3 separate regions of the Homo sapiens genome follow, and regions 2 and 3 are each linked to region 1. The links are chromatin loops, found by intact Hi-C in ENCODE. Cell type or tissue: ovary. All regions are shown on one strand. Region 1 has its middle 17 kb from the start of C16orf54. Region 2 holds the start of LAT (linker for activation of T cells). Region 3 holds the start of C16orf92 (chromosome 16 open reading frame 92).

What was found. A loop is a pair of places that touch in the nucleus more often than their neighbours do. Peaks named below come from ENCODE experiments on the same cell type or tissue, not always from the same donor. Only the 100,000 strongest peaks of a DNase experiment are listed, where the experiment ranks them.
Region 2: a loop joins it to region 1, with 2.7 times the contacts of the local background. A loop is called at or near these places in 3 of 110 quality-filtered maps.
Region 3: a loop joins it to region 1, with 2.8 times the contacts of the local background. A loop is called at or near these places in 2 of 110 quality-filtered maps.

The regions. Positions count from the first base shown.
Region 1 is chr16:29,726,404-29,731,403 of GRCh38, forward strand. It overlaps the pseudogene RN7SKP127. Among named protein-coding and RNA genes, the nearest start is that of C16orf54, 17 kb to the right of the region's middle. In ovary, a CTCF peak has its summit at 3,003 (motif pointing left); no DNase peak of the experiment used is centred here.
Region 2 is chr16:28,982,572-28,987,571 of GRCh38, forward strand. SPNS1 (SPNS lysolipid transporter 1, lysophospholipid) reads left to right here. Exons shown (of 12, transcript NM_032038.3): 9 at 286-351; 10 at 621-719; 11 at 1,215-1,386; 12 at 1,634-1,972. The coding sequence ends at 1,728. It overlaps LAT (linker for activation of T cells), which reads left to right and starts at 2,481. Exons shown (of 12, transcript NM_001014987.2): 1 at 2,481-2,946; 2 at 3,142-3,169; 3 at 3,283-3,317; 4 at 3,564-3,645; 5 at 3,811-3,875; 6 at 3,969-3,998; 7 at 4,086-4,143; 8 at 4,228-4,322. The coding sequence starts at 2,847. RefSeq lists silencers at 2,242-2,521, 2,542-2,601. In ovary, no CTCF peak of the experiment used is centred here; a DNase peak (open chromatin) is centred at 2,499.
Region 3 is chr16:30,019,538-30,024,537 of GRCh38, forward strand. It overlaps C16orf92 (chromosome 16 open reading frame 92), which reads left to right and starts at 3,661. Exons shown (of 4, transcript NM_001109659.2): 1 at 3,661-3,867; 2 at 4,190-4,348; 3 at 4,462-4,549; 4 at 4,669-5,000. The coding sequence starts at 3,804. The coding sequence ends at 4,690. It overlaps TLCD3B (TLC domain containing 3B), which reads right to left. Exons shown (of 5, transcript NM_031478.6): 5 at 4,890-5,000. It also overlaps a transcript of DOC2A not described here. In ovary, a CTCF peak has its summit at 2,183 (motif pointing left); DNase peaks (open chromatin) are centred at 1,834 and 2,154; H3K4me3 peaks cover 647 bases.

The DNA of each region.
Region 1 (5,000 bases):
AGTTTTTTGAGTTTCTTATATATTTTGGGTATTAACACCTTATTGGATGTATTGCTTACAAATGTTTTCTCCCAATCTGTAAGTTATTACTTCATTCTGTTAATTTTTTCCTTATGCTTGGTAATCCTTGATTGCTTATCAGACATTGTAAATTTTACCTTGTAGAACACCAAATATTTGTGTAATCTTTATGATTTGTTAGACAGGTCCAGATTAATGCTCAGTGTAGGCTTAATTTTTTTTTTTTTTTTTTTTTTTTTAGATAGAGTCTCACCGTTGCCCAGGCTGGAGGGCAGTTGTGCCATTTTGGTGCACTGCAGCCTCTGCCTCTGGAGTTCAACTGATTCTCCTGCCTCAGCCTCCTGAGTAGCTGGGACTAGAGGCACACGCCACCATGCCTGGCTAATTTTTGTATTTTTAGTAGAGAGTGGGTTACACCCTGTTGGCCAGGCTGCTCTTGAACTCCTGGCCTCAAGTGATCTGCCCACCTTGGCCTCCCACAGTGCGATTACAGGTGTGAGCCACCGTGCCTGCCCGGCCTTTTTAAGAGATGTGGTCTTGCTGTGTTGCCTGGGCTGGTCTCAAAGTCCTGACCTCAAGTGATCCACCCATCTCAGCCTCCCACAGTGCTGGGATTACAGGCATGAGCCACTGCACCGGAAGTCTAGGTTTAATTATTCCCCATTACTGAGACAAGATCTTCCTGAGCACTCTACCCCATGCCTAGCGAATGATCAGTTTTTCCAGCTGGCCAGTGGGAAGAGGTCCTGGCCCTACCTCGTGTGAATCTTGGGCGTTGTTTCCTCGAATCCTTTCAGCTGGTTCTTTCCCTGGCCTTGGAGAGTTTCTTCACACACATGTGCTGATTAGTTCTTTGCTGAATCCTCTGAAGTCCTCTGGGGTACTCTCTCTGTGCACCTCTGTCTTGTAGGTGTTCCATTATCTAAGCTCTAGCTGCTGTGGTCTCCTCGGACTCAGCCACTCCATTTCCTCAACTCTGCGAATCCTCTGGGCTGCAACAACCCACATCCCCCTTGCCCTGCCCCACACTTTGGAAACGCTCTCGAAGCAGTAAACTGCACAGTCCTAAAAGGACTGTTGATGTCCTTTCTCTCTGGGATTTCATTGCTTTTGTTACTTTCTCTCATTGCTTGATGTTCAGCGTTTTGAACACTGTTGTTCCATGTATTGGGTCTGTTTTTGTCACTGTGGTGGTGGTGATTGTTTCAGACAGGAGGGCGGACCCAGCCCACGTGACTCCATCTTGGCTGGAAGCAGGAATCTCGGGATCAGTGGTTTCAAAGCTCCTCAGGTGATTCCAGGGGACGCTGAGGTGAGGACCACTTGCAGAGACTCCTCTGCTTGAAATATCTCTCAATCAAATGGAATCTTCTTTTGTTGTTCCCACCCCTTCATTTTCTCTGTTCTCTCTTTCTGAGTTTTTTCTTTGTTTTTGTTTTTTGAGACAAGGTCATGCTGTGTTGCCCAGGATGGAGTGCAGTGGTGCCATCACGGCTCACTGTAGCCTCAACCTCCCGGGCTCAAACAATCCTCCTGCCCCAGCCTCACGAGCAGCTGGGACCACAGGCCCATACCATCACGTCCAGCTATGTTCTCTCTTTCTGGAACTTCTGTTAAACAAATATGGATTGAATTGATTCTCCATCTCTTTTCTTTCATATTTTCCTTTCTTTTCTTTCTTTTTTGTTGGCATTTTGCTCTACATCCTGAGAGGTGTTTCAAAACTTTTCCACCCGTACCTTCCTTTGATTAATTTTTTATTTAACTTAATTAATTAATTAATTTTTGAGACATGGTCTCACTCTGTCACCCAGGCTGGAGTGCAGTGGTGCAATCTCAGCTCACTGCAGACTCAACCTCCTGGGCTCAAGTGATCCTCCTACCTCAGCCTCCTGAGTAGCTGGGAGTACAGATGCACTCCACCATGCCCGGCTAATTATTTTATTTTTTGTAGAGATGGGGTTTTGCCATGTTTCCCAGGCTGTGATGGATTTTTAAATTTGGTCCGTCGTATTTGTGACTTCCAGAACTTTGTCTTGTTCTCCAATTGCAGCATCTTCCTGGAAGCCTCTTCTTGGTTCGTGGTGCATTATCTTATTCATTCCTTTCCTCCAGGGCTAGTGTTCTGCTATTCTTCCTTTCTTTTTTTTTTTTGAGACAGAGTCTTGCTCTGTTGCCCAGGCTGGAGCACAGTGGCGTGATCTCAGCTCACTGCAAGCTCCAGCTCCTGGGTTCACGCCATTCTTCTGCCTCAGCCTCCCGAGTAGCTGGGACTACAGGTGCCTGCCACTACGCCCGGCTAATTTTTTTGTATTTTCAGTAGACATGGAGTTTCACCATGTTAGCCAGGATGGTCTTGATCTCCTGACCTCATGATCCACCCGCCTTAGCCTTCCAAAGTGCTGGGATTACAGGCATGAGCCATTGCGCCCAGGCTTTTTTTTTTTTTTTTTTTTTTTTTTTGAGATGGAGTTTTGCTCTTGTTGCCCAGGCTGGAGTGCCACCTGCAGCCCAGTGATCTTGGCTCACTGCAACCTCTGCCTCCTAGGTTCACGCAATTTTCGTGCCTCAGCCTCCCGAGTAGCTGGGATTACAGTCATGTGCCACCATGCCCGGCTAATTTTATATTTTTACTAGAGATGGGGTTTCACCATGTTGGCCAGGCTGGTCTCGAATTCCAGACCTCAGGTGATCCACCCTCCTCAGCCTCCCAGTAAGCCACTGCACCCAACCATCTGCTATTCATCTTAATCCTCTCTGGTGGCACCGAAATGAAGAGGAGACCCATGTGGATCTCCCTGCAGCCGGGTGAGTCTGGTTCCACAGGAGGCCTTTTCCTGAACTGGCTGCAGGCTCCGCGGGCAGGTCTGTTAATTGGTTAAAATGCTTCATTCAGTTAGGTGGGTTTTGTTCCCTTCTCCCCACCCAGAGGACATTTGGGAATGTCGGGAGATATTTTTGGTTATGGCAGCTAGGGGGATCCTTCTGACACCTAGTGGATAGAGGCCAGAAATGCCACTAAGTATCCTAGGACATGCAGGAGAGCCTCTCAACGATTAAGAATCAGCTGTCCCAACATGTTAATAGCACATAGGTCGGAGAGACACCCTGATTTAAGGCCATCTGAGTACAGGCTCCCCAGCTCTCACCACCAAAGGCCAAGATAAGGAGGGTCCCTCTACAGCCACTTCAGGGAACTTCCAAGGGAGCTTGTTCAATTATGTTTATTTATTTTATTTATTTATTTTTTTTGAGACGGAGTCTTGCTCTGTTGCCCAGGCTGGAGTGCAACCTCCACCTCCCAGGTTCAAACGATTCTCCTGCCTCAGCCTCCCAAGTAGCTGGGATTACAGGCACCTGCCACCACACCCAGATAATTTTTGTATTTTTTGTAGAGAAGGGGTTTCATCACGTTGCCCAGGCTGGTCTTGAATGCCATGACCGCCCCCAGTTGTGCTTAGAAGATACCGCCAACAGGCCGGGTGCGGTGGCTCATGCCTTAATCCCAGTACTTTGGGAGGCCGAGGCAGCTGGATCACGAGGTCAGGAGTTCGAGCCTGGCCAAGATGGTGAAACCCCGTCTCTACTAAAAATACCAAAATTGGCCAGGCATGGTAGCTCACGCCTGTAATCCCAGCACTTTGGGAGGCCAAGGTGGGTGGATCATGAGGTCAGGAGATCAAGACCATCCTAGCTAACACGGTGAAACCCCGTCTCAAAAATACAAAAAGTTAGCCAAGCGTGGTGGCACACACCTGTAGTCCCAGCTACTCAGAAGGCTGAGGCAGGAGAATCGCTTGAACCCAGGAGGTGGAGGTTGCAGTGAGACAAGGTCGTACCACTGCACTCCAGCCTGGGCGGCAGTGTGAGACTCCATCTCAAAATAAATAAATAAATAAATAAAATATTAAAACATAAAAATACAAAAATTAGCCAGGCAAGGTGGCGAGTACCTGTAATCCCAGCTACTCAGGAAGCTGAGGCAGGGGAATCACTTGAACCTGGGAGGTGGAGGTTGCAGTGAGCCGAGATCACGCCACTGCACTCTAGCCTGGGTGACAGAGCAAGACTCTGTCTCCAAAAAAAAAAAAAAAAGAAGACACCTCCAGCTGACAGATCATGAGCCACATGTGGCCCAGGCTTGTCTTGTTTGGCTTTTATAGGGAGATAGATTTATATATATATACATATATATATATGTTGTTCTGTAGTGTTGCGTCATGAGATATTGAAAAACACACATAACTTTTTTTAAAATTTGTTCTGGGCCAGGCGTGTAATCCCAGTAATTTGTGCAGCTGAGATGGGAGGATCGCTTGATCTCAGGAGTTCAAGACCAACCTGTGTGACACAGTGAGACACTCATCTCTACAAAAAATTAAAAATTACTGGGGCATGGTTTCGTGCACCTGTGGTCCCAGCTGAGATGGGAGAATTGCTTGAGCACACGAGGTCAAGGCTGCAGTGAGCCAAGATCGCACCGCTGCACTCCAGCCTGGGCGACAGAGCAAGATCCTGTCTCAAAACAAACAAAAACAAAAGTAAAACTACAATGTGAATGCAAGTTTTCTCAGAATATACATCCTTTAATATTTTGATCTTTGAATTTTCAATCACTATCTACCACAGAATGTTCCCTTTCCAAATTACAACTAATTTATAACTCAGTAAGGAACACTCTGGGACAAGTTCTTTTTTTTCTTTCTTTTTTCCAACTCTGGATACAGATTGGCAGACAGCAGTCTTGAGAGCTTGTTGGGAGGGTCTAGCAGGGGAGCACAGCTACTTGTATGCCCTTGACCGAAGACTGGTCCTTGTCTATCGGGGATGGTTGTCCTCTTTAACGGAGTGCACAGCTTCAGGAGGTTGCACATGGAGTAGTGAGGGAGGAAGGGGACACCCACCTAGCCAGCCAGGTCAGCTGAATCAACCCTGGCGATCAGTGGGGTAACATGTTGCAGCCAGATCGCCCTCACATC
Region 2 (5,000 bases), 740 kb before region 1:
GATGGCGTGGGTCCAGGGTGGAGGAGCAGTCAGCGTAATGGCCACTCGAGGTGGAATGCCTGGTTTTGAATCACAGCTCTGGCTCTTCCCAGCTGTGTGACATTGGACAAGTGACTTAACCTCTCTGTGCTCAGTTTCATCATGTGTAAAATGGGGATATTAGTAGCACCTGTCTCACTGGGGTGTGATGAGGATTAAATTAGTTAATAGATGAGCTGGGAACATGGTCAACTTTCCATGTGTTAGCCCTTACTGTCATGAACCCCCGACCCTCTCTTCCCCCAGATTTTCATCTTCATTGGAGAGACCCTCCTGTCCATGAACTGGGCCATCGTGGCCGACATTCTGCTGGTGAGTTGCTGGGCAGCTCCAGGGTCAGCGCAGAGGCTGATGAGAGCAGAGTTGGGGTCAGGAGTGTTGCCTCTACCCCTCAAAGCCCAGCCTCAACCTACCTTCTGCAATAAATAACATCTGTAGCAGACCCCCGGCCTGCCCTGCGACCTCAACCCCAGGCACACCTCTGACCCCGGCCTAGGCGGATCCTTGGTGGTCTCCTGGCCCCCTGCCTCCTGCCCCCTGGAGCCCAGAGCATCCACTGAGCTCCACCAACTCCTCCACAGTACGTGGTGATCCCTACCCGACGCTCCACCGCCGAGGCCTTCCAGATCGTGCTGTCCCACCTGCTGGGTGATGCTGGGAGCCCCTACCTCATTGGCCTGGTGAGCATTATTTCTTGGCTGGCATGGGGTGGCTGGTGTCCTGAGCCTGGGCTGGATCAGAAGGCCTGGCCCTAGTGAAGTGTCTGTGTCCTGCGTGCTGGGCACTTCTCACCTTCCATTGTCAACTGGAGGAGAAAGATTTTGTCTTTGAATATTTCTACCAGTAAGGCCAGGGACCTCACCCTGGTGGTCCAAACTCCTCCTTTCTTTTCTCTTTTCTTTTCTTCCTGAGACAAGACCTCACTCTGTTGCCCAGGCTGCAGTGTAGTGGCACGATCATGGCTCACTGCAGCCTCGACCTCCTGGGCTCAAGCGATCCTCCCACCTCAGCCTCCTGAGTAGCTGGGATGATAGGCATGAGCCACTGCATCTAGCTCAAACCTCCTTCCCTTTCCTGGGCTCCACTTGTCTTTCTCCCTGGAGCTCAGGGGCGTGCCCTCCCTGGTTCATCCATGAGGCTGACTCCCCTGGCTTTCCTGTCTCCTCTCCCTGCAGATCTCTGACCGCCTGCGCCGGAACTGGCCCCCCTCCTTCTTGTCCGAGTTCCGGGCTCTGCAGTTCTCGCTCATGCTCTGCGCGTTTGTTGGGGCACTGGGCGGCGCAGCCTTCCTGGGCACCGCCATCTTCATTGAGGCCGACCGCCGGCGGGCACAGCTGCACGTGCAGGGTCAGTTAGGAGCTGTGCCCGGCCCAGCTTCTTGATCTGCCTGTCTGTCTGTCCATCTGTCTGCCCACTCCTGTGCACCTGGCAGCTCAGTCCACAGCCCTCCCCTTGTTTGGCCTCCAGTCTGTCTGCATCCACCCCTGGGGTGGCTCTGTGGCTGCCCCATCCATTTCCCGCTGCCTGTTTGCCCTTCTCTGGCTTTGTCTGTCTGTCCATCCAGCTCACCCTGGCTCTGACCCTCCCCCCTCAGGCCTGCTGCACGAAGCAGGGTCCACAGACGACCGGATTGTGGTGCCCCAGCGGGGCCGCTCCACCCGCGTGCCCGTGGCCAGTGTGCTCATCTGAGAGGCTGCCGCTCACCTACCTGCACATCTGCCACAGCTGGCCCTGGGCCCACCCCACGAAGGGCCTGGGCCTAACCCCTTGGCCTGGCCCAGCTTCCAGAGGGACCCTGGGCCGTGTGCCAGCTCCCAGACACTACCTGGGTAGCTCAGGGGAGGAGGTGGGGGTCCAGGAGGGGGATCCCTCTCCACAGGGGCAGCCCCAAGGGCTCGGTGCTATTTGTAACGGAATAAAATTTGTAGCCAGACCCCAGGTGCCTGCTCTCGTCTTTCTCTGGGTGGCCTCTGATCTTGCACCCCGTCTTCACCCCAGGGCTCCTGAAGACTGTGGGTCATTCCTCAGGGCTCTGGGTGAGTCTCTGCCCTTCTGGGCTGGGCGACTGAGATGGGGGACTGCTCTTCTCCGAGTGAGCTGGCTGAGTGTGACCGTGAGTCACGCCCCTGCTTCCCTGGAGCCTGTCCCTTGCCTCACAGGCCTGGCTGAGGTGGGGGTGGGCACTGCCCTTTGTACCCCAGAATTCCCACTGTCAGGGCCTCCCTGCTCGCTGCCTCCCCGGGTCCTGGATATGGAGGCCACGGCTGCCAGCTGGCAGGTGGCTGTCCCCGTCTTGGGGGGGGCCAGCAGACCCTTGGTGAGTGCCTGGGGTGGCTCCCGGGCCTCCTCCTGCCCCCTCCCCACTGGCGGGTGGGGTGGGAAGGGGGCGGGTGCAGCCGGCTGAGAGCTTGATGATTTCCTGCCCTCGCCCGGCGCTCACCACAGCTTCCTGCCGCAGGCGGGCGGGAGGGCGGGCACGGAGAGGCGGGCGCCGAGGAGGGGCAGGTAGGGCTGGGACGCAGGGGTAACTGGATCCCCCGACTTCAGCCCAGGCCCTGGTCTGACCACCCTGGGAGCAGGGACTTTCCACAGTCAGCTGGACGCACACTCAGCCCAGTAAAAGAGGGGACCCATCCCGGGAGCCCCGGGGAGGGCACAGCTGCCTCCTCCCGGGCTCCCCTGCCACCTGGTGCCTACCTGCCCCCTGCTCCCTGCCGGGTCCGGTCCTCACCCCATCTTCATCTGGCCTTGACTCTGCCCTTGAGGGGCCTAGGGGTGCAGCCAGCCTGCTCCGAGCTCCCCTGCAGATGGAGGAGGCCATCCTGGTCCCCTGCGTGCTGGGGCTCCTGCTGCTGCCCATCCTGGCCATGTTGATGGCACTGTGTGTGCACTGCCACAGACTGCCAGGTGAGTGGGAAACTGGTGGGGGTACCCAGGGCCCAGGGACACCGACGGGATCCTCATCCACTCCCAGCCCCTGTGTCTGTCCTGGCTCTGTCCCTGCCTCCGTCCTGATCCCAGCGCCTCTGAGAGTCCCTGGATCCCAGCACCTTCTGCCCTAAGCACCCCCTGTTCCTGCCTCACCAGCCCTCTCTTTCCCAGGCTCCTACGACAGCACATCCTCAGATAGGTGAGTCCGCCCCAGCCGCCCTGGGTCTCCCTCCACACCCCATGGCGGGGCAGGGCTGGGGCTTCCATCCTCCATCTTCCAGCCCCATCCCCAAGCTGTGTCTCCTTTACCAGTTTGTATCCAAGGGGCATCCAGTTCAAACGGCCTCGTGAGTACAAGGAGGGTCCCCTACCTTGGGTGCCAGGGAGAGGGTCCCCTGGTGTGGGAGTGAGCGTGAACCTTCAGACTTCCCCTGCCACCTTGGGGCTGCCCACATGGCCTTGACCTGAGCTGGGAGAGGGGAGATGGCTCCCCCAGGCCTGTCCAGGGTGTGGGGCTTTCAGGGGCTTAGTCTGTTCTTTGAGGCCTTGACGATGTCCGGAGTCCTTCTTTCAACTTGGTTCTGTGTCCTCAGACACGGTTGCCCCCTGGCCACCTGCCTACCCACCTGTCACCTCCTACCCACCCCTGAGCCAGCCAGACCTGCTCCCCATCCCGTGAGTAGCTGCTCAGCCCCTGCCCCTCCAAAGCTCAGCCCCTCCCCCTCCAAACTCCACTCTCTACCCCTTCACTTTTTTGGATTGGGGGCCCCTTTCCCTTTTGCAACTGCTGTTGCCCCCTGAGCCCCACCTCAGGCATGACCCCTGACCTTTGACTCCCAGAAGATCCCCGCAGCCCCTTGGGGGCTCCCACCGGACGCCATCTTCCCGGCGGGATTCTGATGGTGGTAAGTGTGGGGAAGGGTTCAGGCGGCGGGGGCTGGGAAGAAGATAGGCCTGGCCTGAGCTGACTTAGTCTCCCTCTCACCCTCTCTTTGAAGCCAACAGTGTGGCGAGCTACGAGAACGAGGGTGCGTCTGGGATCCGAGGTGCCCAGGCTGGGTGGGGAGTCTGGGGTCCGTCCTGGACTAGGCTGACCCCTGTGTCGTTACCCCCAGAACCAGCCTGTGAGGATGCGGATGAGGATGAGGACGACTATCACAACCCAGGCTACCTGTGAGTGGCCAGGTGGGAGGTGGGAGGTGAGGGCTGAGGCTGTGCGTCCCCCCTTGCTCACCGGCCCTTTTCACTTCCTTTCAGGGTGGTGCTTCCTGACAGCACCCCGGCCACTAGCACTGCTGCCCCATCAGCTCCTGCACTCAGCACCCCTGGCATCCGAGACAGTGCCTTCTCCAGTGAGTCAGGCATTTGTTTTTATTTTTAAATTTTTTTAGGGATAGGCTGGAGTGCAGTGGTGCCATTGTAGCTCGCTGCAGCCTTGAACTCCTGGGCTCCAGTGATCCTCCCAAGTAGGCTACTCGGCCTCAGCCTCCCAAGTAGCTGAGACCACAGGCGCATGCCACCACACCTAGCTTATTTAAAAAATTTTTTTTGTAGAGATGGTCTCACTATGTTGCCCAGGCTGGCCTTAAACTCCTGGGCTCAAGTGATCCTCCCACCTCGGGCTCCCAAAGTGCTTGGGATTATAGGCGTGAGCCACCATGCCCGGCCCTGTTCTTCTGATTTTCTCAGCTTTCTCTCTCTTCTTTCCTATCTCTGTGTCCTTTCCTTTATCATCTGGGAGATTTCCTTGTCTGTATTCTTCAACCCTTCCACTGCAATTTTATTTCTCCTATCCAGAAGCTCTTTCTCGTTCTCTGGCTGTTCTTTTTTTATAGCCTCCTGTTCTTGTTTCATGGATGAAACATCTCTAAGGATGTTAATTAGAGGCTGTCTTGTGTGTCTGTGTGTGTCAGTTTTCTTCTGCTTCCTGCACTGCCCTGTTTCCTTTGAGCTGGTTTTCTCCCTTCCTCATGGTCTCATCCTGCCTGGTCACATCCTCTGGGCTTTCCTCAATGTCCGGGATTCTTTAG
Region 3 (5,000 bases), 290 kb after region 1:
AAATGGGTGAATGGATAATGCATTGTTTGGGTCAAAATGGCCTTTACTAGTAGAGATAGCTTAATGTTTTTGAAGCATTTGAGGAAACAAAAGAAAGTCAACCCCAAAGGCCATAGGTTCTGTGTCCCTTCTCCCAGCTAACCTCAAGGAGCAGTTGCCTGTGGGCCTGGGGCACGAGCCCTGGCCCAGCGTCGGGAACCAGGTTATTTATTTATTGAGACAGAGTCTCGAGTGTCACCCAGGCTGGAGTGCAGTGGTGCGATCTTGGCTCACTGCAACCTCCACCTACCGGGCTCAAGTGATTCTCCTGCCTCAGATTCCTGAGTAGCTGGGACTATAGGCACGTACCACCATGCCTAGTTAATCTTTTTTTTTTTCTTTTTCTTTTTGAGATGAAATTTCACCCTGTCACCCAGGCTGGAGTGCAGTGGCGCAATTTAGGCTCACCGCAACCTCTGCCTCTTGTGTTCAAGCAGTTCTCCTGTCTCAGCCTCCCGAGTAGCTGGGGCTACAGGCGCATGCTACCGCACCCGGCTTATTTTTGTATTTTTAGTAGAGACGTGGTTTCACCATATTGGTCAGGCTGGTCTTGAACTCCTGACCTCAGGTGATCCACTTGCCTCGGCCTCCCAAAGTGCTGGGATTATAGGTGTGAGCCACCGCGCCCAGCCTTTTTTTGGATTTTTAGTAGAGAGGAGATTTCATCATGTTGGGCAGGCTGGTCTCGAACTCCTGGCCTCAAGTGATCCACCCATCTTGGCCTCCCAAAGTGCTGGGATCATAGGTGTGAGCACCGCGCCTGGCCCAAAAACCACATTACTGAGTCCCTTCTGCTGCCTCTCACATGCCTTGTGGCTTTGGATAAATCCCTTCCTTTTTCTTAGAAGTGATCTGCATGGCGGCTCACACCTGTCATCCCAGCATTTTGGGAGGCCAGGGTGGGAGAATCACTTATGCCCAGGAGTTTGAGACCAGCCTGGGCAACATAGCAAGACTCCATCTCTGCAAAGAAAAAAAGAAGTAGGCTGGGCGCAGTCGCACACGCCTGTAATCCCAGCACTTTAGGAGGCCGCGGAGGGCAGATCACTTGAGGTCAGGAGTTTGAGACCAGACTGGCCAACATGATGAAATTCCGTCTCTACTTTAAAAAACTACAAAAATTAGCCAGGCATGGTGGCATATGCTTTTGATCCTGGCTACTCGGGAGGCTGAGGCAGGAGAATCGCTTGAACCAAGGAGGCAGAGGTTGCAGTGAGCCAAGATCGTGCCACTGCACTCCAGCCTGGGCAACAGACAGAGACTCCATCTAAAAAACAAAACAAAACAAAACAAAAAATAGGCAGGTGTGGTGGTGCACGCCTGTGGTCCCAGCTACTTGGGAGGCTGAGGTGAGAGGATCGCTTGAGCCCAGGAGGTCGAGGCTGCACTCCAGCCTGGGTGACAGATAGAGCAATATCCTGTCTCAAAAAAAGGGAAGCCATCAGCGCAGCACAGGGGAAGCAGCCCACGTGAGCCAGTCCCATAGATATTCGTTTCCCTCCTTCCCCACCCCCGCCCCGCTGCCCCCTTTTTTTCTCTCTCTGGGCTTTTTACTTGTTTAGGAACTCGAAGCGGTTCATGGCAAGTACCCCGAGTCCTAGCCCACCTGCTCTCTGCATAGGGTTGCGGCAGAGCACCTCACACGCGCAGATACACGCCTGGCTTTAGGGGAAGTCGCGGCACTGGGTCTGCAGAGTCCGCTGAGCACGCACCTTCGTTGTGAAACTAAGGAAACCCTGGAGTGTCCTTGGGCTTGGGTGGGATGGAACATGCCCGTGACAGACAGGCCCACCTGCCAATCAGAAGGGCGCTCTCCTTAGCTGGGATGGGGCCGCAGGAGTGGAAATGGCTGTTGGGAGGTGGCAGAGATGGGAGATGGGGTGGCCACGGGGGAGCCGCCGGCCACAGAAGAGGAAACGGAGGTGCAGGGAGCGGAGTCTGCGAAGGACGCGTGGATGGCCAAGAGATGTGCCTCGGAAAGGGCCGAGGGACTTCCTCTGACCAACCCCCGACGGCCATTCCCAGCCATCCGTTTTCCTGCAGCCGCGGATGCAACCTGTGGAAGAGGCGGGAGGAGGCCCGGGAGTCCGCCCCGCTGCGCCTTTCCTAGGGTGGGAGCGTGGACTCAGGCGCGGCCGCTGCTGCCACCTAGTGGGAGACGCCTGCTACTCCTCTCGGTTCCTAACCCCAGGGTCGTTCCCGGCTGAGCACTAAGGAGGGGGCGGGGGAGGACGGAGAGAGCCCTGTGCCCCTGGATCTGCGGATAGGATGCAAGGGGGAGCCTCAGAGAGGAACCCCCCCCCCAGGAAGTGTGCATTGCCCACACTACTTTTCCCCTCTGTGCCGTGATTTCCTCCCGTGTATAAGGGAGGCAAGAGTACCTGCCTCTGGGCTGGGCTTGGTGGCTCACGCCTGTAATCCCAACACTTTGGGAGGCCGAGGCAGGCGGATCATCCGAGTTCAGGAGTTCAAGACCAGCCTGGCCAACATGGTGAAACCCCATCTCTACTAAAAGTACAAAAATCAGCCGAACAGTGATGGTGCGCGCCTGTAATCCCACTCCAGGAGGCTGAGGCAGGAGAATCGCTTGAACCCAGGAGGTGGAGGTTGCAGTGAGCTGAGATTGTGCGTCTGCACTCCAGCCTGGCGGACAGAGTGAAACTCCATCTCAAAAAAAAAAAAAAAAAAAAAAAAAAAAAAGAGTACCTGCCTCTGAGGGTCAGTGCAAGAGCAAATGAACAAATTTGTGCAAGGTACTTGGCCATAAATGGGGTCCAGCCAGCATAGTAATAGGTGTTCAATAAATGCTACCTGCTGGGCATGGTGGCTCATGCCTGTAATCCCAGCACTTTGGGAGGCCGAAGCTGGAGGATCACCTGAGGCCAGAAGTTCGAAACCAGCCTGGGCAACATAGCAAGCCCTCATTTCTACAAAAAATGCAAAAATTAGCCGGGCATGGTGGCACATGCCTGTGGTCCCAGCTACTCAGGAGGCTGATGTGGGAGGATCACTTGAGGCCAGGAGTTCAAGGCTGCAGTAATCATACCACTGTACTCCAGCCTGGGTGACAGAGTGAGACCCTGTCTCTGAAAATACATAAAATAGGCCGGGCGCTTTGGGAGGCCGAGGCGAACAGATCACCTGAGGTGAGGAGTTCAAGACCAGCCTGACCAACATAGTGAAACCCTGTCTCTACTAAAAATACAAAAATTAGCCGGGTGTGGTGGCAGACAGATAAAAGGAAGGGATTTATCCAAAGCTGTAATCCCAGATACTCAGGAGGCTGAGGCAAGAGAATCACTTGAACCCAGGAGGCAGAGGCTGTAGAGAGCCAAGATGGCGCCACTGCATTCCCACCTGGGTGACAGACAGAGACCCTGTCTCCAAAAAAATGAAAATAAATAAAACAAATGTTACCTGTGGTTGATCCAAGGGGTAACCGGAGGTGTGTGGCCCTGTGCCACCACCCCAAATTGTGCCTGTTGTCCAAACACAGCTTCCTTTAGTTCGGGCTTTCAGCAAGATGGCCGTGCCGCATCCCTCCTCTTTGTAAATGCTGGGGCTGCCACCATTATGGTTTTATCATCAGCGACATTCCAGGGGGTGAAGACTGGTCCCAACCTCTCTTCTCCTCTCCTCTTCTGATGAGAGTGAGGGATGGGGGAGGGGTCCCAGCTCCTAGCACTTTCTCCCCTCACCCCAAAGTGCCATCAGAACAGCTCTGGGCTGTGACATCACAGAGCCCCCACCTCATGATAGGAGTCATGAGGCTGTGGCCATGGGTGCTGGTGTGGGTGTGGCTGGCTGCACTAGGGGCCATAGAAACTGGTAAGAAGCTGTCTTGGGAGCAGCAGGAAGGCAGGCAGCTCTGGGAGCATAAAGTGTGATGCCCACTTAGGGACTCGGAAGCCAACCCTGCACCCTCTCATTTTCTCTCCACTCTTCTCTCCCATCCTGCTGGTCCCACCTACCCCCCAACAACCGCGAGCCTTGTCGTGGTGCACCCAGCTGACCCTGAGGGAAATCAAGACCCTCCACAGCCTCTGCAATAAGGCTGGGTGGTCTCACAGGGTCCCAAGTCAGCTTCCGCCTCGAGAGATAAAGGCAGGGGTCAGCTTGGCTGTTGTCACAGAGTTTGCTTGGGTCCTAGCACCCAGACCCAAGCGTGCCACGGCGTCAGCCCTGGGGACAGAGTCTCCGCGCTTCTTAGACAGACCTGACTTCTTCGATTATCCGGACTCAGACCAAGCCAGGCTGCTGGCTGTGGCCCAGTTTATTGGAGAGAAACCCATCGTGTTCATTAACTCAGGTATGAACCAGCTTGAGAAGGGACCTCCCTCCCCGCCAGGGTCTGGAGGAGAGCAGCCCCAGACCCTTCATTGGGCCATCAGAGGGGAGTTAAGGGTCCTGTTTGTCTAGCAGGTTCCAGCCCCGGGCTCTTCCATCACATCCTGGTGGGCTTGCTGGTGGTGGCGTTCTTCTTTCTCCTTTTCCAGTTCTGCACCCACATGTAAGGCCTGCCCCCTTTCTCCAACCCCACCCACCACCACCTTCCTTGGGAGCGGCTGAAGACCCCAGTTCTAGCGGGGCAGGCTGTGACCTCTCCCCTCTGATCTCCATGCCCCACAGAAACTTCCAGAAAGGGGCCTAAAGAGCCGGACAAGGGCTCTGGACTCAACCTGAGCACCCACACCCACCTCCTCTCCTGTTGATGAGCAAAAGTTCCCTGCTTTCCTCCTCCCTGACTGCCCAGCGAGCAGCTGGGGATCCTGTCCCCTCTGTTTCCCATGGCCCAAGCCCCCCACCTCCTCCCTTCCCAGCCCCAAAGAACTTGGTGGCAAGGGCCTTGGTGGCGTTCACGCAGATCGTCTTTTATTAGCGGTCTGTAAAGCACCTCCCAGGGTCCCCCGACCCCAGATTGGAGGAAGCCTTGAGAGGTCAGTAGCACCAGGGACATGGCA